Linked DNA regions of Mus musculus: region 2 is linked to region 1. Evidence: chromatin loops called from intact Hi-C (ENCODE). Cell type or tissue: heart. All regions are shown on one strand. Links, peaks and the distances in the headings refer to the core of each region. The heading gives the core; the rest is flanking DNA.

Region 1 (12,045 bases), core at 4,279-9,278:
TTTTGTCTTGGTTTGCTTTGTGTTGCTTTGATACCACACTGAGTAAAACCAAGTGGGGCAGGAAAGGATTTATTTCATGTTACAACTCCTAGGTCACAGTCTATCACTAGGGAGGTCAGGACAGAATCCTGGAGGTAGGAACTGAAGCAGAGACCACTGAGAAATGCTGCTTACTGCCTTGTTCCTCCTGGTTTGCTTGGCTAACTTTCTTATTCAGCATAAGGATGGTGCTGCCCACAGTGGGCTGTGCCCTCCTACATCAATAAGCAATTAAGAAAGATGATATCCCACAGATAAGCTCACAGGACAATCTGATGGAGGAAACTCCTCAACTGAGAGTCGCAGGAACATCTGTCTACACTTATATCAAAGAGACAAAACCTATGACAAGTCTATTTACTAATTTACAATTTACTAAGTTTAAGATCACCATTTACTACAATTTCAAGGTGATTTCAACAAGCCAGTTTCCAATAAACTATAAACTGCTTTTTAAATGCCAACATGTAAACACTGCTGTAAACAGAACTATCTTCTACCACCAAAAAAAAAAAAAAAAAATTATTTCAAGCTTTTAACTCTGAACGTCTAAACCATATAGTTTTAAGCCACACTAAATCACACTACAGTGACTTTCCTTTCAAAGCACACACTACATAAGCACAGACTATCTGCATCACAAGTTTCTAGGAACACTCCCTTAACCTTTCAAGTGGCCAATATAATGTTTTAACTCAACTCCTCTATCCAGCATTGTGATCAAACTTAAGTCTGACCTCACACCAATGGACTGTTGTCCTTCACACTAATCAAACATTCAAAGCTACAATCCTGGGGTAAGCTTCTCTTCAAATCCCAATCAGTGTTGCTGCTGTGCTCTGTCAATGAAGATCCTAGTGAGTTTCTCCCTCCACCCAAATCCACCCATGCTGCGCAGGAGCTCGCAAACCGGAACACAACCTCAGTTTCTCCTTAAGCTTAAACTAGGTTTTGAAATCACAGATATAATGCAATTTCTCCAGAGGAGACTTTATAAAACCAGTTTCTACTGTTACTATACTTGCTATTGGCTGAGTGTGAGGGCTCATTCCTGCAACTGCCCAGCACTTGGGAGGTTGAGGCAGGAGGATCACCAAGAACTTGATTACAAACTGATCAACACAATGACCAACTCTAGAATACCCCATCTCAAAAGTAAGCTGAATTAAAACAAAACTCAGTTAAGCTAAAAGAAACTGGACAAAATAAGCCTGTTTGAAAGAAAGTGGTTCCTAGAGGCACATCAGGAGGGTCACTATTAGGAGGTGTGGCCTTGTTAGAGTAGCTGTGGTTTGGTTGGTAGAGGTTCATCACTAGGGTATGAGCTTTGAGCTCTCAGATGTTCAAGTCTGCTGCCTGTGAGTTGAGGATGTAGAATTCTCAGCTTCTTCTCCAGCACCATGTCTGCCTATATGACACCGTGCTTCCCCAGGCATGATGATAATGGACTAAACCTCCAACAGTAAGCCAGCACCAATGAAATGTTTTCCTTTATAAAATTTGCCTTGGTTATGGCATGTGTCTCCTCGCATAAAACAAGCAAAAAACAACAACAACAAAAACCCACCCAACTAAGACAATAGGATAAACTGCACACTTATCATGTAAATCTTCTCGCTTAAGGTCTATATCCTACCACTACAATAGCCCAATGAAGGAAAGAGTGGGCCCCACGTGGTTGTCTCCCATCCCTACATTCAACCTTGATAACTGGTACTTCAGAAATATTCCCTAAACAGTAAATGAAGGAATTTACTGTCTCTTCCAGGATCTACCCACATTTAAATTAAATATTTAATTTGAATTAAATATTTAATTGGAGGGTTGGAGGTATAGCTCAGAGGTTATAACAGTTTTAATGTGAAACGTCCCCCATAGACTTATGTATTTAAAATTTACTGGAGTTGTTTTTGAAATGTTATGAAGACTGTAGGAGAGAGGGTCTAGCTGGAGGATGTGGTTGCCAAGTGGCAGGCAGGCTTGAATATTATACCCTGGCCCCACTTCTCTCCAATCCAGTTTTTCTCCTGTTGTACCTGCACATCTATGAGCAAACCATCCTAATTGCCACCAGTGGGAACAAAACCACCATGGCAGCCATATTTTCTCCAACATGATAGACCATCACCTATGAACCATGGCTCACTTCTCTTCTAGCTTTTAAAATATCAGACTCATGCTTGATAAAGGGGGTAAATGCCATAGAGATGCATTACATAGTCAGTGACTATATTGTCACTATGAAGAGTCTCTTTCTTTAAAGACTCACCAAGTGAACACTGCCATCCAGATACATGGTAAGGATCCCTCAAAGGAGAACACAACCGACCATATTCTATCATATGTTTCAAACTGTGATAGGAGATTTTGTATGTCTAAAGAGCAATGGAATGATAAATGTTTCAGATGATGGATGGCTTAAAGAGCCTGAGTTAATCATGACATAATATATAAATGTAACAACATTGTCACATGTTACCCCATAAAGATGTATGATTATCATCTGTCGATTAAAAACAAAAACAGAACCCCTTGGGATGACCATTATCATTAATCATCTAGTAGCAGGGCTATAAAAAAATTAATAAAAGCGACAGTCATTTAAAATGTCACTGAGCTAGAGCTGCCCATTACTCAAGTCTCTGTAGGACTAAGCAACAGACACAAAACCAGTACACAATACAAGAGGCTCTGCTAAGACAGTACAGCACTAACGCTGTTATGCTTTCGTTAGGAAAGTTTGCTCAAGAAAAACGCTGGTGAATTAAAATGAGTGGAACCATGAAACTAAGCCAGAGGCTTTGACAGGGGTTCCCTGGTGAGTCATCTCTTTGTCTACAAACTTGAGCTTGCTGAGAAGTCACTCTCAGGTTCATGGGCATAGCTGCATGTGGCTTAAGGATACTGAGAGACCTCCTTATTGGCGGATCCATCACACGGTGAGGTCCTTATCCTCTAGTAAGAAGGTCCTCCTCTTAGGAGGGAATGGTTCCCTGAGCTTGGATGAGCATCTCTGAAAGCTTCCTGCCTCTTGGACCCCCAAGGACTCATAACATGGTGGTTTGAAGAGACACGAGTCCTAGTTGCAATCTGCCCAGGAGTAGATATTCATTCATATGATAGATGTTCAGATATGTGTGAAAAGAGCAAAGTTTTCACTAGTTTCCTTAAAATAATGTGGCTTTCTCTTCATCTCCACAGTCTGGTGCCTTAAAGGCGGGCAGAAGGTTTGCTTTCACCCCATCCAATGATCTTAGATATCTAACAAGTCAATCTCTCAGTATCAGTCAGCACTGGGTAACCTGCCAAGCACGGACCTCAATTACCAAACATATCAAATCTGCATCTACTATCCCAAGATGGACTCTTAGTTTTCTTCAAGCCAGAAATGGCTTTAAAAATAAAGCAAAATTGACATTTGGTTGTGATAACTTACCATCTGATTGAACAATTAAACTGCTGTTATGAAAATGGTGGCATGTCTGAGGCAAGGAGGAGGAGGAGGGGAGGAGGAGAAGGAGGAAGAAAAACTAAGAGAACTGAAAGTAAAGGGAGTCCCCTAGTGCACATAGTAGGTCAGCTCCTGTATTCCATGGAATAAAGGGAGTCTACCACTGCACATAGCAGGTCAGCTTCTACAGTCTTTGGAATAAAGCAAGACCACAAATGAACATGGTAGCTTCTGCATGCCACGGGAAAAGGGAGTTGAGTGTACTGTTGCAAGTGGCAGTCAGCACCCCACGTGGCTTTCCAATTACAAATAGTTCAAATGTCCCCAGAAATGGCAGCGTTGCTTTCTGGGTTAGAGAAAGGGAAGTAGCTGAATTTGAGAGGTGTGAAGTAGTGAAACCTTTCCAGAATTCCGGTTTTCCTGGCAATGACTTAATGGAGCATAAACTGAATATATGAGACAGCTTTGTTAGAATATACAAAGGGATTTTTTTTAAGGTGCGAGTTGGAAAAATACACACTGGTGGGTGATGGCTTCCTACCAGTGAAACACATATAAGTGTTACCTTCATCCAGGCTTTGAAAACATGCCCACCACAAGAATGAGCATACATAAAGTTCATATTCAATGGAAGCAGGGTGGTCTCTTGGAAATCTATCCTTGGAGAAAATTTTCAAATCAAGCCTTTTACATATATAAGCCTTTCTTTTGCTGTCAAGTCAACTCCTAAAGTAAAAACAAGATTAAGTCATGTTCAGATACCAAGGCCTGGGAATTAAAGGAGAAAGCATACCAATGTCAGAACATCTGACTCTACCCACAAGATGGCCCAGAGGCCTAAGAAACTAGGTTGCTCACCTCAGCTATCTGACCTAAGCCTGAAGACAAATAGCAGCAATTAGAATTCAAAAGTCCAGCTATTGCACCATGATTATTGGAGGGGGGTGAGGATGACAAGCATGAATTATTATTCCTGTCACATATGCTCTATACCTTTTTATGTGAATGAGACAAATCTGCAGAAAACAAGCTAACAGACCTCTTTACGGCCATAAAGTTTGTCACCTGCTGTTCGCAGCTGCCACAAGAGCGATATTCTTTCTTTGTCATGCCCTTTGTAAGTGAGCAAGCCAACTGTGAACTGGCTCTTGCTCTCCAGAATTCAGACCCTTACCAACTATGAAAGCAACAGGTCTGTCCCATGTTACAAGCAAATTCTCCACTACTCAAGTTGGGATGTGAGATAGGAAGCACTCTATGAGGAGGGACTAACTTTTTGCTGTTGTTATACATACTTCTGATAGGCTGCTTCCATCACTGGGAAGCCAGGATGGCTGCAATTGTTCAGGAAAAGCCTACCACCTTTTTAAAGGGTATCACTTTTTACATCTTTTCCTCTGGCAGTTGCAATTCCTAAGAAAAAGTCTATTATTCTTTGAATGATTCAAGATGCTTATATTTGTACTTTCAGGAATGGTGGGAAAAACCAGAACACATTTAACAGTTGATAAACAGTTCATCTGTGCCTATAGGGATAAAGGACCCTGCCTCTTTCTTTTCTTTCTCTCCCCACTCCTTTAAGTAGCAGAAACTGGAACAAGACTGGCACTCAGGAAGCCACTAACTGGCTCGGGGAGGTTTCTGCTTTGTTTAATTCAAAAAGTGAGGAGGTAGCCTTTTTACAGGCTATGCTCCACCCTGGGGTGTGCCAAGAGCCTTGGGGGAAGAGAGGGTGCCAAGTGCAAAGTTAGTAATCCAAGCCTTAAACCTTATCCACTTTTAAAACAAGAGATTCTGAAGGAAATGCCAGACAGCAGATGTGCCATCGTTACCAAGGGCCAGCTTCTGGGGCTCAGAGCTGAATCCTCAGCCGGGGCTGCAAGGGCAGGCTCAGCCGCAGCAGCCTGAGAGATAAACAAACCTGAGGGGCATGGAAAACAGAATACACGCTTGATGAAGTCAGCCTTTGGCACCCAAACCCAGTGTTTGTTGCTGGATTTGGCTGTTGTTTTGTTTTCTCCCCCCAAATAAATTGCAATTAAGTTACCAGCTGACTTGACTCTAAGCCATTCCTTCTGATGTGGAACGTTAAAGCTGACAAGCATGAGAACTCTTCCTGACCAAGGGAAAGAACTATGTTCCCTAAAACACAATCTCAAAGAAGCTATTACATTAAAATTAAAAATGAAAATGCTTTAGAAGTTACAGTAAACAATGGAGGAGGAGGAGAAGGAGAAGAAGGAGGAGGAGGAGGAGGAGGAGGAGGAGGAGGAGGAGAAGAAGAAGAAGAAGAAGAAGAAGAAGAAGAAGAAGAAGAAGAAGAAGAAGAAGAAGAAGAAGAAGAAGAAGAAGAAGAAGAAGAAGAAGAAGAAAGAGGAGAGCACAAACAGAAGAAGAAACAGAACTAAAACAGAAGTGCGTCCGTGAAGTTTTCTTTCTGCATACCTTTTCAAATTTTGTCAACAATTCTCGTAAGCTGAAGTTCAGACCAATCATCGTCCGGGAGCCCTTGAAGCCTACATCTTCCTGGCAAACTTCCTTCAGACAACAACGTCCAACTTTTAAAACCCGTATCTTCACTAGCTATACTTTCAACTCCTTCGTAAAATCCTTTTCAATCCTTGCCCTTGAGCGGTGGCCCATGAGCATCAGCAGCTTGCGCTGGGACATTTTAGCCACCCCACCTTGGGTCCGTTTCCTCACGGACTTCGGAGCTCGGCAGGCAGAGACCTGCTTCTGTGTTTTCTTGTAGCTGTGTTCCACGAGGCTGGCATGGTCTCCTTTTTTGCCCTGGGAAGCCCAGGATCTCTTTCTGCCGGCCTCCCTAAAGACCTGCAGGCCACCACTGTTCTCTTCAGAGCCCAGGCTTAGAGTTTGGTCTCAATTACACACAGCAGAAAGGAAAGGGGGAAAAAGCTATAGCCTGGAAACTTGCAAGAGAGAAGGGAGGGAAAAAAAGCCAAGCATTACCAACTTCCTCCATTCAGGCTGCCTTCAAAAAGAAAAAAGGAAAAGACAGGAAAAAAAAAAAAAGTCTGAGTCAAGAGCCAATTTTAAAACAGCAGGGCTTATGTAGAGTTCCAGTAAGCAGGAGTGTGCTCCTAGCTGAAGACGCCCCAAAAAACCCGAGACACGAGACCACCAGCTTCCATTCTCCCAGACAGCAGAAGCACAGTTGCTATGGTGACCACCAAGCTAGTTTCACTCCGCTTGCTCACTTCAGCACAGCCTAAGGTACGCTGTCAGTGCCGCGGAGTTAAAACTTTTAAAAGTTGCTTTGCTCCGGTCCGGAAGGAAAGGTCTTGCAACAAATCTCAGGATGCCCTCCTCAGGACAGGGTGTGCAGTGCCCAGAGGGAGCTTTGCAGCAGCTCCCGCGACTCCCAGACCTGATCTGACAGCACCCGGACTCTCTCCTAGGCCCCTGTTTATTATTTTAATCAGCATCCTCCCTCTCCCGCCACCCCTCACCCAGCAGGACTGAAGCTTCCTCCCACTTCCTGGAGGCCGCCCTGCCCCAAACTTCAGTACAGTATCCTTTACATTGTCTCAGTCCTGAATAGACCCCAGGAGCCATAGTCCCCTTGGGAGCCCACCCAGGAAAAGAAAGGGGAGTGGGTGCGCCACACACCACATGCCACAAAAGGAAACAAGCTTCATTAATTCCATTATTAGTGCAAAGAAAATAAAACGGGCTGCAAAGGCAAAATGATGAGGGAAATAGTTCTTAAAGTTCTTTGATCTTATTAAAAAGTCGCCCGGTCTGTTTGCATAAGGAGAATTTGATACGGACAAAATGAAAGAAAATATTCCAATTTTGACAACCAATGACACCGAACTTATTTTCCACTTCAGGTGGGATGACTTTGGAGGGGGAAGTTCAGAACAAACTACACCTTTGTACTGATCAGTCATCCTACCATTTCACAGGGTGTTTTGTCTTGTTTTGTTTTGTTTTACATAGCTATTTAGCATAGCCATAAAAGGTAAGAACGGTGGGGCTGTCCATAGGAAGCATCTTTCTCTAGTCACGGGGAGGATTTTTACCATAAACAGTGTTTTAATGGGGACACATCACAAAGGGTCTTAATGCAACTGAATCTACTTTTTTGCATCAGGTCAACAGCAAAGGTGGAAGAGCACGCTGAAATTAGAGTTTTCTACACAATTACCTGAGTATCAAAGTTGTGAGCATCCATTTAAACCTATACAAAAAGATCTTCACATGTAAGAGTTCAAATCTACCAGGAATCCATCACTATTACAGGTGTCTGATCTACAAACCTGTTCTCTTTCCACTTCATTCCCAACCTATTTTCACATCAGTATTTCCATAGCATGTGTTTTACATATGTCCATTTATACAAAATTTAACAAGCTTTTAAAATATTTTCATTACTTATTTATAGAAATCTATATATTCCCCTGGGGGGCAAAAATGGCTATGTAGGATTTCCAAAGCACCACATTTTGATGGATAAATAGAAACTCTCATTTTTCTCCAACCATTATTCAGAAAATATAGAGGAAAAGCAGTCTGCAATGTGGCTCAAAACAGACTGGACAAGACTGGAGTACTGACATTCACACATCCAGGGGACTCTTTCTCAGCCCTTGCTTTAGCCAAGGTGACCCAGTCTGCCAGGGCTCAGGCCACATGCTGAGATCTTTAAACAGCAACAAATAAACTTTTTACATAAATTCAAGACAAAAGAAACCACCACCACAGCTACCACCACCACCAACCACCACCCAGAAAATAAATAAATAAATAAGAGGAAGAAAAAGAGCAAACTCTCTCAGCTGGGCAAACTTCCAGCTACCACCCAGAGTGCTACAGGACTGTGAGCTGACATGTGCAAACAGGCCGCACATATCTAAAGAGTGAACTGAAAAGACTCTACCAAGCAACAGACAATAGGAAGCACAAGAAGGCTCTTACCCTTAGAGGGTTTTTACACCAAGCTAAGGAGCACAATGCTATTAGAAGTGCCTGAGATATCCTGTTTCCTTCCCTAAGAATAAAGGTCAAGGCATAATAACAGCATCCTTCTTTAGGGCAGATCTCCTCCAGAGAAGACACATTTCTGAGTGCGGTAAATGTCCATATTCTGTACAGGATAAGGAAAAAGAAGGAGGGGACCAGCAGCTTTGCAGTAGAACATACCAAAGCTGCTGCCCGTTCTCAGAATTGCCACCCTCTGCCGGCAAAGAAGAGAGGGCACTGAGATAGAATTTTCTTCACACCGTTGTCAAAACTGTCAAAGATGGGGGTCAGCCTAGCTATGATGGTGCAGTAAACAAAGGTGACCAGCATAGACTAGGGGGTCTATATTCAAAATAAACCACTGGAAAGGTGGTGGAGTCGTTCAGAAGACATCTTTTTTTTTTTAAGATTTATTTATTTATTATATGTAAGTGCCCTGTAGCTGTCTTCAGACACTCTAGAAGAGGGTGCCAGATCTCGTTACTGATGGTTGTGAGCCACCATGCAGTTGTTGGGATTTGAACTCAGGACCTTCAGAAGAGCAGTCGGTGCTCTTAACTGCTGAGCCATCTCTCCAGTCCCCTCAGAAGACATCTTTACACTCTTGTTTTTAAGATTTTTATTTTTTGTTATACATGTATGTATGGGTATGGGTATGTGCATGAGAGTGCCGGTACCTGCAAAGGCGAGAAGAAACACACTGGATCTGCTGGGACTGGAATTACAAGAGGCTGCAAGCCACCTGACCTGGATGGGAACTGAACCCCAAGGCCTGGGAGAACTGTATGAACACTTAAGGGCCAGGCCACCTCTCCAGTCCCAATCTCCGTAGTCTTCACTTTAATTACATACTGTCACCACACTAAATCTGTATTGTTATGTTTTCTTATTCATTTATCTGTTCTAGATGATCAAACTCAGGGCCTTATCTACATTATGAAAGTGATCGGTCATTCAGCTGCAGCTCCAGCATGTAAATTAAGAGCTTGGAAATGAGGCATTAAAAGTAAGACTTCGAAAATCTAAATGTAGTGAACTGCCTTCTATCTATTGGTGATGACATTTCCTCAGTTTAAATTCAGTTCATGAATTGTGATATGTACTCCCCCTTTTTTGTACAGCAAGCTTTTCTTGATACATTATCTTCTGTAAATCCTATAAGTCCTAGAGAAGCCTCCAGTGAAATTAAAAAGCCACCAGAGAGACAACAAATTGGATGGTGGCATTTGAAGTAGTTGACATTTTCTCCGTTTAAACCAGTGTGCAAATAAAAGGCTCACTAATCCTCAGGAGTGCGAAGGCATGCCAAGCTGCTGGTCTCTACGATAGATCAACCTAAGCAACCCAGAATCTTTAGCTAAGTAAGACATGTTTCAAATTCAAGCATACAGTTCCATGAGAAAGCCAAGGAAGGCCCCGGAACCATGGAGAAGCACAGGAAAATCCAACCAATAAAATCCAAATCCAAATTACCTAATGAAAACCACATTCCAGTGTCAAAATGAAAAGGCCTGTATGGCTTCCCCATGAACTTCCAAAGAGCAGGCTGATAAAGTAATATTCTACATTTAAAAACTGTGTTGCGTATAGCTTGCTAAAAGATAACTTACTTGTAATTTTATAAAAGCAGCAAGAGATTATCTAGGGTTAACATAAAGAGTAGCTTTGGGGAACTGATATTTTCTCCTACAGTGAACTTAAGCGTTCCTTCCCTCTAAATACCAAGCTCACATGTCTTAAAACTGTAAAAATAAAGTGTTTTTTTTTTCTGCATAAAACCTAACAGATTTCTCCTGATGTGGCCAATACAAAGAACCCTGAGAAAAGAAAGAGATTTTAGGAGCCTGTAAAGCAAAGCATACGGGGGTCAATAGGTGGCCACAGATAAATGGCGGCTGGCCGATTCACAAAATGAACAGCTTCAGGCATGGGCAAGAACATTGTGCCTGCTGTAAGCCCATTCTGACTCAAGAAAAGACCCTTGTTTATTTCTTGTGAAGCAAATCACCTCATTTCTCCTCTTCATAACCTGCTAACTTGGAGGTCAGAACTAAAATAAAATAAAGTATAAAATAAAATAAAATCGCTCCAAGCCCCTAATCCCGAGGAGAGATTTCTTCTCATTGTCGCCTACCACGGTGGTTCCATTAGGAGACGCTACCCCATCCATTACAGCGTTCCAGTTCACATGGGCCGGCAGTGCAGTCTGTCAGCTGCAAGCTATTTAAGGTAATATACAGCCCCAAAGGGCAGAAAGTTCAACCAGGAGATGGAGGCCTGAGCCCCCTGATGAAAGGGGTGAAACCTCCTTTCATCCCAGGAAGCCGGGGCATAAGACTGTGCACAAGGTCTTATTTTATAATGTTCACCTTTAATAAATGCCACATCTATTTTGATAATGATAAGGGTGGGTGTTGGGAAATAAAAAAAAAAAACACCATTCATAAGAAAAAAAAGTTACTACTTTAGATGTTTCCATAGTTCATGGCCAGAAGGTTTTAACAGTTATGGTAAAAGCACAAAGAGCTTTTTTTCTTCCCTGGGAGAGTGGGGAAGGGGTTCAGGGGCAGGCCCGCCAGCTGATCCACTTCTGAATTAGCCAGCCAGGTGCAGGGGTCAGCTTTCCACGGCCCTCTAAATAGTTAAGGATTCAGAGAGCACTATAGTAGGTTATTCAGAAAATAATACCGAGACAAGTTACTGTCCCCAAAATATATCCTTCCCGAAAACAATGCAGCATCAGACAAGGGTAAAATGCTCTTAACAGCCAAGCCTCAGTGTAAGCGCATAGGACAGATGTGGCCACGTGACATGGAGCTTTAAGAAGAAGGCTCTGGAAGGTTTGGCAGCTTTGTGGGAATGCCCAGGTTAAAGAAATCAAAGTCTGTACACTTTCCACAGGAAGCACAAATACAGCGCCCCTAAAGACAGAGACAGTAATTTTCTTTGTTTATCTCTCTCTACTGCACCCACCCTCTGATTGACATGCTGTGTCTTTGCCTGACTCCTTTCTATGGGTGTTCTGCGCATTGAGCTCTACACTGGTTCTTTGTTTCTTCTCCACACTCTTCTTCTACCAAACACAGTCAGTCAACCCAGACCATGACACAGAAAATTGTGGGCTGTTTAGAGTTCTGCCTATGCCTGGCAGAACTAGGGTAACCACTCCATTTCCTGAAGATTACTAGAAACTGCCCAGTCTGGGGACAGAGGATAATTTTAAATGCTTATGACCTTTGACACAGAAATTCTACCCACAGGAATTCACAATAAGCTCCATTTGGACAGGAAACATGTAAAGAAATGATGGCAGATTCACGCATTAAGGAACACAGAAAAGTGGATAGGCTGGCAAATAAATAGTGCACAGAGAGAAATAAGCCATATGTGTATCTTCAAAGGGGAGGAGGATGATAAAAGCTTTATTTAGTAATAATCTATGGTAAACGGAACAATCAAATGATAGAAATAATGGCTATCACTCAGAAAAAATGTAGAAATGGACATGGAGAGATAAAATTTATCTTAAATCTCCTTGATTTAAATTGAAAAACATTTTTTTACCTGAT
Region 2 (12,045 bases), core at 3,672-8,671, 97 kb before region 1:
TAGATTAAAGATTTAGCCCAAGAGATTTCTTATTTAATTATGTCCTGAAGTGACATCCATCATGAGTTATATAGACTAGTAGAAACTTGCAATGCAAGGGCCTCTGCTTTCTTGCCCAAATGTGAGCACTTAATGCTGTTTTGCAGAAAATGCAAATCTTGAGCTTGAATTTGCATTCATTTTAGAGTCCATTCAGCACTATGATGTAACTGTTACTTTTAAAGCCCCAAGTCTTTTGGGAGCGTATGAAAAACCCCGAATCACAGATGATTAGTAAGAAAATCTTTTCCTAATTTTGGAACACTGATTTTTCAGTAATTCTTTCCTTTCCTAATCAGTTTAGAAATGGCAAGTTCTCCGCTTTGGAAATATCTTTTCCTGATAATGGTGAAGATTCCTGAAGTTCTAGACAAAGGACCATAGACAAAACTTTATGTAAGGTTTATTTATTCAGGGCTTCTTCCCGTCTCTCTACATGGCTTGCAAGGCTCAGACACACTTCAGCATCCTCAACTCCTGGTTCTTCAGTAAGCTCATGCTCTGTACAAAACCCACAGCTCTTTCTTGAACATTCTTGTTAACATTTGTAAGAAAATCATGCCTTTGGATTCTAGGCTTGACATTTAAATCAAACAATAACAGTTATCCCCAAAATACACGATGTTGAATGCTTTTAGAAGAAACTCAATTGACTTAGGTTATAAGAACAATGATCACATACCTTTACTTGGGGAAAATTTTTTTCTTGATTTTGGGGATAGGAGCAAGGACATTGCGTAGCATGAGATGGACCACTGAGCTATTAATAGACCCTCATACTACTACTCCTTTCTTGTACCCATTTTTGTCTTCTGATATCTTTCTATTCAAAAATTATTATCCACACTCTCCTCCAAATACACAGATTTATTTGCACAGACTCATCTAGAAGTAGGCTTGGCAGCATCAAGCTACTTATATTTTATGAACAAATAAAACTAAACGACATGCTGTCACCATGGCAATGAGTTTGGAGACACATGGAGATGGTAATCATTTACTTGACCACTGCTATTTTTGACAATTTGTAATCTATTACCTTGATTTCCTCCCAATGGTACAATTGTTGGTCTCATCTCTCACCCTCTGGTGTACAGCTCAGTGTACCAGGAAATAGTGGTAATATTACTTTTGGCTAGACGTACTAAAAGGGATCAAGACACCCATCTAATGACACTTGATCACTAAGTGGGAAAGATATAACTACAGGTCCCACTCTTGAGCATGCCAAGACATTGTTCAGTAATCAATAGCTAATGAGGCACTTACTTGAATAACCGAAATAAAAGTTGAAAGCATCTATCACTTTATAATGTCCAAATTACAAAATAATACTATTTAGAATAAAGGCTAATAAAAGTTTTAGTCCCTCTTACTTTTCTCTCTCTCTCTCTCTCTTTCTTCCTTCCTTCCTTTCTTTCTCTCTCTCTCTCTCTCTCTCTCTCTCTCTTTCTTTCTTTCTTCTTTCTTTTCTTTTTTTTTTCTAATTATCATTAACCATAAACTGTAGGGAGTCTAATGCTAAGGTCCTGTTCCCAGGTGGTTCTTGATTGCTCAATAAAGATACCAGGGACCAATCAATGACTGAGGATGGGGTGGGATACTTAAGAGTTACCCAGGAGGATTCAGGGAGAATCTGGGGAAGAAGAAGGAGGCAGTAGCAGCAGGAGATTAAGCCAACCAGTGATGTGAGTTTTCAGTTGCGGTCACTGAGTTAGCAAAAGCACTCTAAGACTCACTGGAGAGTATGTGTGTTGTTTTTAATCCATGGATGCAAGGGAGTCTGGGTGGGGCTGGTAGTGTGGTCCACCTGGAGCTTAAAGTGGGGTAGCAAAAACTACTTGCTACAATAAACGGAAGAAATGAGATTTTTAAGAGAGAAAAAAAAGGGGGTTATGGAGTCCTTAGCTCAACACCAACATTTTAATGGGTCATACGGCCTTTGACTAGATTCTTGACCTATTTCAGCATTAATTTGCTCACCTAAAAGAATGGGAGTTGTAATACCTACTAGAATATTCTAATATTAAATGAATGTACATTTGTGCTTAGTTTGTGCTGTATCTGTACACCTCACTCTTGCCCCACAATCAGTTTTTCAAATCATCCAAATTCTCTTCACATTGTCATCTTTGTTCAAACTGGTACACATAGTAAGCACCTCCAATTGGAAGCTAACATTACCGCAAACTATATAAAGTCAGCGCCCAATAAATTTAGATTATTATTAGAAGCACCATGGAGTAAAAGGTCTTACATACATCTGTATTTCTCTTCTAAGAGGCCTTTGGAGAGAGACATCAATCCAATCTTCAGACTCTGTACCCGAATTTTTCCAGTCCGGCCCCTGAAATTATAAGATGGGTTATATGCATTTACACAGCAAGTTGAATGCCATTTTCTTGGGAGTAAACTACTGCATAATAAATTCGAGTTAAAGATTCAACTTGTCTACTTGGTTTTAACCATTACTGCCAAACCTACATCACAACTTCATGACAGTTCAACATCTTTGAACAAGTCCAGAAAAATACACTGACGTCCTTTTACACACAAGACACAGCCCAAGAACACATGAAATGAATATAAAAACAACAATCATAAAGCCAAATAGATTTTACTTAAAGAAATGCTATAACTGAAATCTGTTGGTTTTAAATGTAAAATCAAAATACGCATCAAAGCTAGATAGCAAGCAGGCTGTACAACATATGAACGCAACATTATATAGCAAGAGAAGAATACTAATAAATTAAAACCCAAATGTAAAAAAAATATACGTAGAAAATTATATGTTGAAGACTCAGGGCTTATGAAACTTTAGAGTTTGCTGTCTTCATTCACTTTGATCTCTGCCAATGTAGTCTATAAATTATTATTGCAATTTTAATAGTGAATGGTTTCAAATAGGCTGGGGTGATATCTGTATTAGAGGAAGCATGAAATTGTAATTAAAAATGGAATGTATTAATTAGTCAGCTCTAGGAAATACTTTCACACTAAGACAGTGAAACATCATTTCAATTTCACTTAAGAACTGGAGATTTTACACACACACACACACACACACACACACATTTTTATTCCAATGCCTATCAAAGTATTAAGCTGTTAAACAAGCCCTGGGATGCAGAAAAGCACCATAAAATTAACAGAACATGATCTTTCCAGTGGAACAACACACAACCCAGGAAAAAGTCTTCTCACTATATTTCTTGTTTCATAATCTTCATCCGTTTTCAGCTTGGGTTTATTCTCTAAAATTTCTTAGATTTAAGGCATACATATTGAACGTTTAAAACACATAAGCGAATGTTCACTTACTATATGGGCACATAAGACAGTGTAGTTGTATGAATAAGCAATGTTAGTTTTTGAGCTATGTCCCTGGTTGTGGCCCTGTCTTGGGTAGGTTTAGGAGGTGTGTCCTCACTGGAGAAGGGATGTTACTGAAGGCGGACTTTGAGTTCTCTTACTCTGCTTGCTCCTCCAGGCCCCATATTGCATCCATGGTTGGCACTTTACCATGATGCTGATGGTCTCCCATGCCCCTGGAACTATAAGCCATAAAAAACCTGTCTTTCTATAAGCTGCCTTGGACACAGTGTTTTATCCCAGCAATAGAAAAGTAACTAATACAGGTTGTGATTTACAGTATTTGAAAAATACATAAACATCTGTAATGTGCTTTGTTAGTCATACTAAGTAATAGTCTTCCATTTTCAAGTGATAAATGATCAAGTAAATGTCTGCATATATAGCATGACACCAAACATATAAATGTTCTTTAAAAGAAAAAGAAAGCATGCTTAGATTATGGCTAAGGATGGTAGCAACCTCTGAGAATTCAACAGGCAGAAAAATGACAAGTTCTAGCCTAACCTAGCCTAGAGTCAAGAAATACCAGCCAGTTTCAAATAAACTGAGCCATACTTCAAATCATGTTTCTACTTAATATTTGTAGAGTTTTCCAAATTATCATATGAAATAGTGTTTATTCCCTTCAAGAGCTGGAAAGTGTTTATCCTCTGAACACAGGCAATTTACTTTTAGAAAGTAATAAAGGTTAATGAATGAATGTAGCTAAGGGATTGGTGCAAGAATGTTGGTAAAAACAAACCAGTCCTTTAAGGGATCAGAAAGATACCAGTAGAGCTGACTTCCAAGTCTACTGGGAAAACAGGAGAGCTACATCATCAGAAAGACAATTGAAAATGTCAATCAGCTACCATCAGCTGTAAAGGCTTACTGTAATCTAAGATCCCAGAATTGTTCCATGAACTTCAAGAAGAAGTAGAGAACCTGATTCTTACTCAATAACCCACATACTAGCTAGGGAAGTAAGACAAGAGGGTGACTATAGAAAATACAGTATCAACCCTAATGTGTGGAAATGAAAAACCAAATACAAGATGACTGTGGTTGGTAGGTTTTTGAGAGAGCACTTTGAGTAGTTCCCAGCCTCTCACAGTTAATCAAGAAGTTCAAACTTAAGGCCTGCCATTGGAGCTCAGTGGCAGAGTGCTTGCCTTACATGGAGTGGGCCAGCCCTAGTTAATCCCTAGTACTGTCCTCCTCCCTCTAAGAAAGAGAAGATTACAATCAGACATACATGAGATGTCATAGCACACGCCTGCGTAAGAGAACATAGGTGTGGGTGCAAACACACCCCCTCCAACACATAGGGTGGGGTGAGCATTTATACACAGGCTCACTGGCTGATTAATCTGTGCATACATGGGGCCATTCTTGACTATTTTGATGTCAAGTAGGATATCTAATTGGAGATGCATCTGAGAGCTAATAAAATGTATGAGTGAGCGATCTAGCCCAATAGCTAAGTATCCAATTCCCAGGACAGTTTTTGTAAGTGACTTCTGAAATTAGTTTAACTGTGAAGTTAAGTGCCTTCAAAATTATATTCATCTCAGGATAGTGGGAGAAATATGACTTATTATAACAAATGAAGCTAATATTCTCTATAGAGAAAAAAAATGTTTGAACCAAGTGTTCCAGACTATTGCTCTGAAGTATGATTTAAATGATTTGGATTTCCATTAAATCTAGAAGGAAGATTGTGAAATTAAGACTTTTGAACCTGGCAAGATAAAGACAGAGTGAGGCTGTGAATTCATAAATGGAATCGATTTGATTGCTATAGTTTATAAAGCCCCTTTCTATATATATTAGCTCATTTGCCCCTAGTATTCACCTTTTGTATGGTAAGCTGTGTGTTTATTTTTAACTAAATTTTCCAGATACTGAGATGCCAAAAGTTAAGTGGTTGCCAAGTAACATAGCAACCAGGGCACAAAACTGAAAATATGACGTGAAGCTGGGTATATGTTAAAACTCAAAAGTTTAGTTGATTTTATAAAGCGTCATGGCTAAGCTACAGCAATATGATAAGACTATCCATGCAACCAAGGAAATAAAATCTACAAGTTAGCCCTGTAACTATGATTGATTTGTAACAGGTGGTTACAGAAAAACTCTGGTATCTCCATGTGTTTGTTTTCCAATCAGTTAAATAGAGGGCAAAATGGAAAGATCATATCTCATCTCTAAGTCATATGTGTATTAGAATTCTTTGATCTCCTCTATCTGCATGACTCATTATTTCAAGTTGACGTTGAGAAGGTCTGCCCTGGTTACATCATATGGCAATAAATCAAGGAGTTGAAAATACCTAACAGTTTACAGTTTACATCTGAAAAGGTCCCTGAGGACCAGGAGAAACTTTAAAAGCCAGAACCTATTAGATGACCTCTGAGAGGCAAACCCTCCCAGAAGAAAACAGGATTGTCTTCCCTTTCTTGCATTTCTGGGTCATGTGATGACAGTTTGGTCCACCAGCATTCCCACCATGCTGTGCTACCTCACCTACAGTCAGGGGCAAGCCAGTCATGGGTTGAAACCTCTCAAATGACTATCCAAAAACTATCTTCCTCTGTGTGAGTTGATTTCATCACCTGCTTATGATAGTGTTGTGTGGTGGTTTGAATAGGCTTGGCCCATGGGAAGTGGCACTATTAGGAGATGTAGCCTTATTGGAGGAGGTATGTCACTGTGGAGGCGGGGCCTTTAGGTAATATATATGCTCAAGCTCTGCCCAGGGAAAGACACAGTCTCCTAATTGCCATCAGATCAAGATGTAGAACTCTGTTCGTCCACCACATCTATCTGGACTCTGCCATGATAATAATGGACTGAACCTCAGAAACAGTAAGCTAACTCCAATTAAATGTTTGCCTTTATAAGACTTGCCTTGGTTGTGGTGTTTTTTTACAACAATAGAAACCCAAACAATGAATGAATGAATGAATGAATGAATGAATGAATTGATGGGTGGATGGATGGATGGATGATGGATGGATAGGTAAATCAATGTAACTCTTTCAAGTGGTCTGCTTTTCTCTTGGGAATTCACTGTCCATTTCCTAAGAAACTCTTTCGCTCCCCCAACACCTGTGCTTCAAGTAAATCTACATTAAAATATTTTCTTAAAGAACTATAACTCTGTCACATAAAACTTTTTTAAAAAATTAGCTGAACACAGGCATCATTTTTAAGTTCAAAGCCTTCTGATGGTTCTGTAATATCCAAGATCCCTACTCTGGGTAGAGTAAAATTATAGTTAGTTGATCAGAGTCACTCAGAGGACCATTACTTGAAGTAGAGTTAACAGTCATTGCTCAGATAAACGAATGGGCCATATGAAGTAGAGAAACTCAGGTAGTCATTGCTGGACATCAGTGATTACTGCCTACAAAGTAACTGAATTTTCCTTAGCTTAATTAATTTGTTATTTGTTTTTTATTAGATATTTTCTTTATATACATTTCAAATTTCAAATGCTTAGCTTAATTCATTTATCCCAATAGAAAGTGAGACCGAAGGGAACCCATCTGACCCAGAGGGGTGATTGATGTTTCATTGGTATTGAGGGGAAGTAAGTTTTGCAGGATTTTTTTTATCCATTAAAAACAAAACAATGGCATATTTCGAGGTATTGTTTTTCTAGTAGAAAAAAAAATTCTATGTAGCATTTCTATGTGTTCACATCTGGCAGTCAGAAATGGGATTGTGCCAACATTTAACTCCCAGAAATGAATCACAACATTTTGCACACTGGGTGGGTCCTAACAAAGAGTCACTGCCTCCTCATTCTAGAATAACAGCATCCTCTCTATATGTTCTGAGCTTAACTGTGTTCCTCTCGATTTGCACACTGAAGTCCTAACTCTTTGTATCTTAGGATACTGCTTTTCATGCCAACAGCATCTTTCAAGAGTCAGTTAACATGAAGATGGAAGGGGAGACCTTAATCCAGAATGCCTGGTGCACTTGTAGGAAAAAAGAGCAAGTAGAAAGAATTTATGGCTCTTTATGGAAAGAAGAGAGAAACTGAAGAGCCAAGGAGACGTTCTGGAGAAAACAACACAGCAGTCAGCCCCACCATCACCGTGAGCTCAGTCTTCAGGCCTTTACAGATGTGAGGAAATGATGTTTAAGCAACCTAGTATACTAGGTTTGGTTTCAGCAACCTAGAAATCTACAATTGTCATAGTAGGAACCTGCTGGGGGGCAGATTGTTCCCCAGAAACTTTGATCAAGTTGTCCTCCTCTTGCTATTTCAGAGTCAGATGAAGTCCCCAGACGTTCTCATTTAGCTTTCTTTCTGAGATGGGAAGCCATGTTACAGGCTACTGCACAGAAAACACGGAAATAACGAGCTATTTGCGGTGAATTTATTGTAGAAAAGATGTCCTTTGAGACTTTGAAATAGTGATGAGCAAATTAATGAGCTACTTACACTAAAATTAATATTGTATCCAAGAAGAATTACAACTTTGTATTAAAAAGCATAATAAAAGATACCAGGCAGCAGTGTATTACAGTAAATCCTCTTCTCTTTCTGGTAACTGAGCTTCACTCTCACTCACAAGGCTATCCTTTTATTTTATTTTTTTAAAAGATATATTGATATTTGTTACTACTGAAAGATAAAGGATCTCTTTTCCTAATGAAAGGAGTAGATAAAATTATAGATAAGTCATGTCTATTATCATCATCATTTACACAGAATGAATCGGCTTCAGAACATGTACATTTATGAACTATCATCTATATTCTCTGTCTATGACGACCACTTACCTTCTCTGTCTTCAGATCAAAGGCTGACAAATGTAAATCTTCATGTAGCTACTTAATGAGAACTAAGTTTTGAGATTCAAGAGAAAAGCAAGTCTTCATTTTCCTCTTTCATTTTTGCATACTTCAACCCCCTACCAGAGAATGAATAATTCCCAACATTTCTGAAATGTCAGCTCACAGCAAGTCTTTTGATAACTGATTAGTGCACAAATACATTGTCAAAATCAAAAGGGTCACACATATGCGGGATGTGCTGGGCTGGAAGTTAAGGGTGCTCCTTCTATACACTGAGAAACAGTTCAAGTACATGTGTTAGTGTCATATAGCATCAATTATAAAGGCAAGACCACTTTAGAAAAACATAACCACAATGGCAATTATTTAAGGACAAACCAAGTTTTATTCACTGCTGTCCAAATTACACTCAAACCGCCACCTTACAAAGTTATAGAGATTCTTATATGCTAAAAATCATTTTAATTCACAGTGAATGTCAGCTTTTGTTTGCCTGTTGAAAAATAATAATCTAAGATAGTAAGGAGCAGAGAGAAAGAAAAGAAACCATGCAGCTCAGGTTTCCCTAGCTGTTTCCTGAAAGAGAATGCATGCTACATCCCCAGCCTTCACTGACTAGGAAGTCACGAAAGAACACTTGTATGTTCCCTCTTATCCTATGGTTAGGAGCAAAAGGACTTGGAAAACCAGTTACTTTTAAACAATCAGAATAAATCTTTCTACTGGGCGAGAGGATTATGAAAACATCTTTTTAAAGAAATCACACTAGGGTCGGAGATGTAGCTCAATGGTAAAGTGTTTGCCATGTGCAAACTTATTCCCAAGTTAAAACTTTAGTATCACCCATTAATGAGGGTGACAGAGAAGAAGGAGAAGGAGGAGGAAGAGGACGAGGAGGAAGAAAGAAGAAGAAGGAGAAGGGGAAAGGGAAGGGGAAGAAGGGGAAGGGGAAGAAGGGGAAGAAGGGGAAGAAGGGGAAGAAGGGGAAGAAGGGGAAGAAGGGGAAGAAGGGGAAGAAGGGGAAGAAGGGGAAGAAGGGGAAGAAGGGGAAGAAGGGGAAGAAGGGGAAGAAGGGGAAGAAGGGGAAGAAGGGGAAGAAGGGGAAGGGGAAGAAGGGGAAGGGAAAGGGGAAGGGGAAGGGGAAGGAGGAGGAGGAGGAGGAGGAGGAGGAGGAGGAGGAGGAGGAGAAGGAGAGGAGGAGGAGAAGAAGAAGAAGAAGAAGAAGAAGAAGAAGAAGAAGAAGAAGAAGAAGAAGAAGAAGAAGAAGAAGAAGAAGAAGAAGAAGAAGAAGAAGAAGAAGAAGAAGAAGAACAACAACAACAACAACAACAACAACAACAACAACAACAACAACAACAACAACAAGGCGATGATGATAGTGCCCAGTTTATTATCAATGTGCTTCGCTCACTAGTGATCATTTAAAGGATAAATGACACACTTACGTGTCGTATACGTTGAGCAGCCAGTTGAGACACATATCGACGCAGAGTGGAACATTGACCAAGTCCTTGTGCAGCTGCTCAAGCCCATCGTAAGTGGTGGTCAGACAGTTGATGACGTCTGGGACACTCAGGAGCTGATCATTTTGGTTCAGTTTGTGCTGCTTGAAAACTTCATTCGTCGTATTCAGCTCTAAGAGATCCACTAATTGAATGAGGAGAAAGGATTAGAGAGAGGCATCGCCTTACCCAACAACATTGAAGCCCAGCACTCCTATTCTCCAGCTTTTAGCTTGACTGGCCAACTCATGAACTGATCCTTCCCAGTTAACTTCAGCTGTTAGTGAGATAACATTTTCATTCTCTCAGATCAAATATATTCTCTCTACCTTTGTGCCTGTTCATCTAGACGCTGTAGCTTTTGGATCTTTTACAAATTTTTGGTCTTTGAATTTTTCTTTCTTTTTGACATCCTTGTTATAGTCGCTCTGTGTTTTTCAGTACAGAAATGAGTAGTCTACAAATTTATTCCAAACATTAAAATATCCCAAGTAACAACACTGGTCACCTCATGTTAGCTCACTTTCTAACTGCTTTTTAAATTCTCTAAAGTTAGTCTTAAGTGATTCTCATAGAAACACCAAAGTTGCGAATATTGAGGAGGAACTCTGTGATTTCAACAGATATCTACACTAGGTGATATTTAAATCTGGGTAACCCATCATCCCCTCAAACGTTTCTTAACATGTGTGCAGGGAAAACATTCAAAAATCCTTTACTCTAACTCTTTGAAAAGTAAAGCAAGTTTTATTATCTATAGTCACAACAACAGACACCAGAACCCTAGTTTTAATTATAACCTGTAATTATATAATTATGGCCTATCAAGCAGTTAATCTCCATACCACTGTCAAGCTAACAATTCTCTAACAGTATGCAAAAATGTATATAATGGCATTAAAAGATCACCGGAGATAGTTTTTTAGAAAAATGAAGCAAACAAATAAATAAATAAAAGAACCAGATTTCATAGAAAAGTAATAGCTCTCTACCACCTGAAATGAGTGACATCAGAATTATTCTCAACTACCAGAATTGGCCCAAATCAAGTCAAGCCCCTTTGCATTTCAGACCACCTGTCACTAAGATGGATTCCTACTGCTTCACAGATCACTGGCCTTCAGGTATTTATTTCATTTCATCTTTACTCTTCTTATGTAAAGCACAGATGGAGGGTAAGGCTGGTGCTAGAGCATGTAGGGTGTGCACGGAGCTCTTTCTTAAGCACATTACTAAGAGGAAGGAGGGAAACACCTGGGAGAAGGATGGACAACCGTGTGAGAGAGCAGACACAGGCTACCAACTCATGGTTGGAAATGCTGTAAGGGGAGCATTTTGCATTTTTACTTTCTTTACCTTCTACCTTCTTGGTGGTTTTGTAACATATGCATAAACTCAGCTATTTTATGCAGCTATTGTGGATGGGGCTCAAGTCTAATACAATTGTCATTTATGTTTCATGTATACCTTATGTATGCCCTAAAGTAAGCTGGTAAGTAATTTGAAAGAACAGTGCTTATTACTGTGTCTGTGTATATCTGTACACCATGTGACTGCAGATGTCCTTGAAGGTTTGGAGCCTTCCAAGAGTGATCAGTGAGTACCTGATGTGGGTGCTGGGAACTGAACCCTGTTCTTCCAAAAGAGCAGCAAACATTTTGCTGAGTCATCTCTCTAACCCCTTATACAGTATTTTTAATGCGACTGCATTTCTACTGAGATTCATGCACCAAGGGTCAGGCATGCAATTCTGCAACCATGGCAGCAAACCATAAGCTTCTGATCCTGTGGTTTTCACATTGCAGATGTTTGGATTAGGAATGCTTGGCCAAAGGAAAGCTTGAAAAGACTCCCTAGAAGGTAAATTTTGAAATAGTCTTTGAAAGATAAGATAGACAAAATATAAGAGATCCAGGAAAGCAAGGGAGGGGGAGATATTTAAAAGCACTATCTTCCAGGAAGAGATGTTGCTTTAGAAAAGACAGAAATTAAATTACTCTAGGATTCCACTAGAGAAAACAGATGGCAGCTAGTATCAATTGTGACACATAGTGGGCTATGGTCTTACTGAGGCAGCTACTGTACACAAAGCTTCCACCCCCTAAAAAAGTTATTCCTTAGCAAGGTGAAAACAAAGCCAAGCAGACCATCAAACCACTATGCACTTACTGAACGTGGAAATGACCCAATTCGTAACAGACAGGCAAGGGAAATCGCAGGCTGGCGCTAATTTAAAGTTTGCTCATGGAAATGACCATTATGTAAAATGTTTGCTTCATCTTCCGTTTCCAGGTTTTTAGCACTGAAAAGCATCTAAGTGGGACTGAGAACA

What was found. Peaks named below come from ENCODE experiments on the same cell type or tissue, not always from the same donor. Only the 100,000 strongest peaks of a DNase experiment are listed, where the experiment ranks them.
Region 2: it touches region 1 in a loop (1.9-fold over the local background); 3 of 42 quality-filtered maps call a loop at or near these places.

The regions. Positions count from the first base shown.
Region 1 is chr10:12,542,012-12,554,056 of GRCm38, forward strand. All of the region lies in intron 50 of Utrn (utrophin), which reads right to left. Among named protein-coding and RNA genes, the nearest start is that of Gm25139, 180 kb to the left of the region's middle. In heart, for the core only: a CTCF peak has its summit at 6,821 (motif pointing left); a DNase peak (open chromatin) is centred at 6,890; H3K4me3 peaks cover 1,186 bases; H3K27ac peaks cover 833 bases.
Region 2 is chr10:12,445,707-12,457,751 of GRCm38, forward strand. Utrn (utrophin) reads right to left here. Exons shown (of 74, transcript NM_011682.4): 60 at 9,657-9,858; 61 at 2,301-2,386. Among named protein-coding and RNA genes, the nearest start is that of Gm25139, 83 kb to the left of the region's middle. In heart, for the core only: no CTCF peak of the experiment used is centred there; no DNase peak of the experiment used is centred there.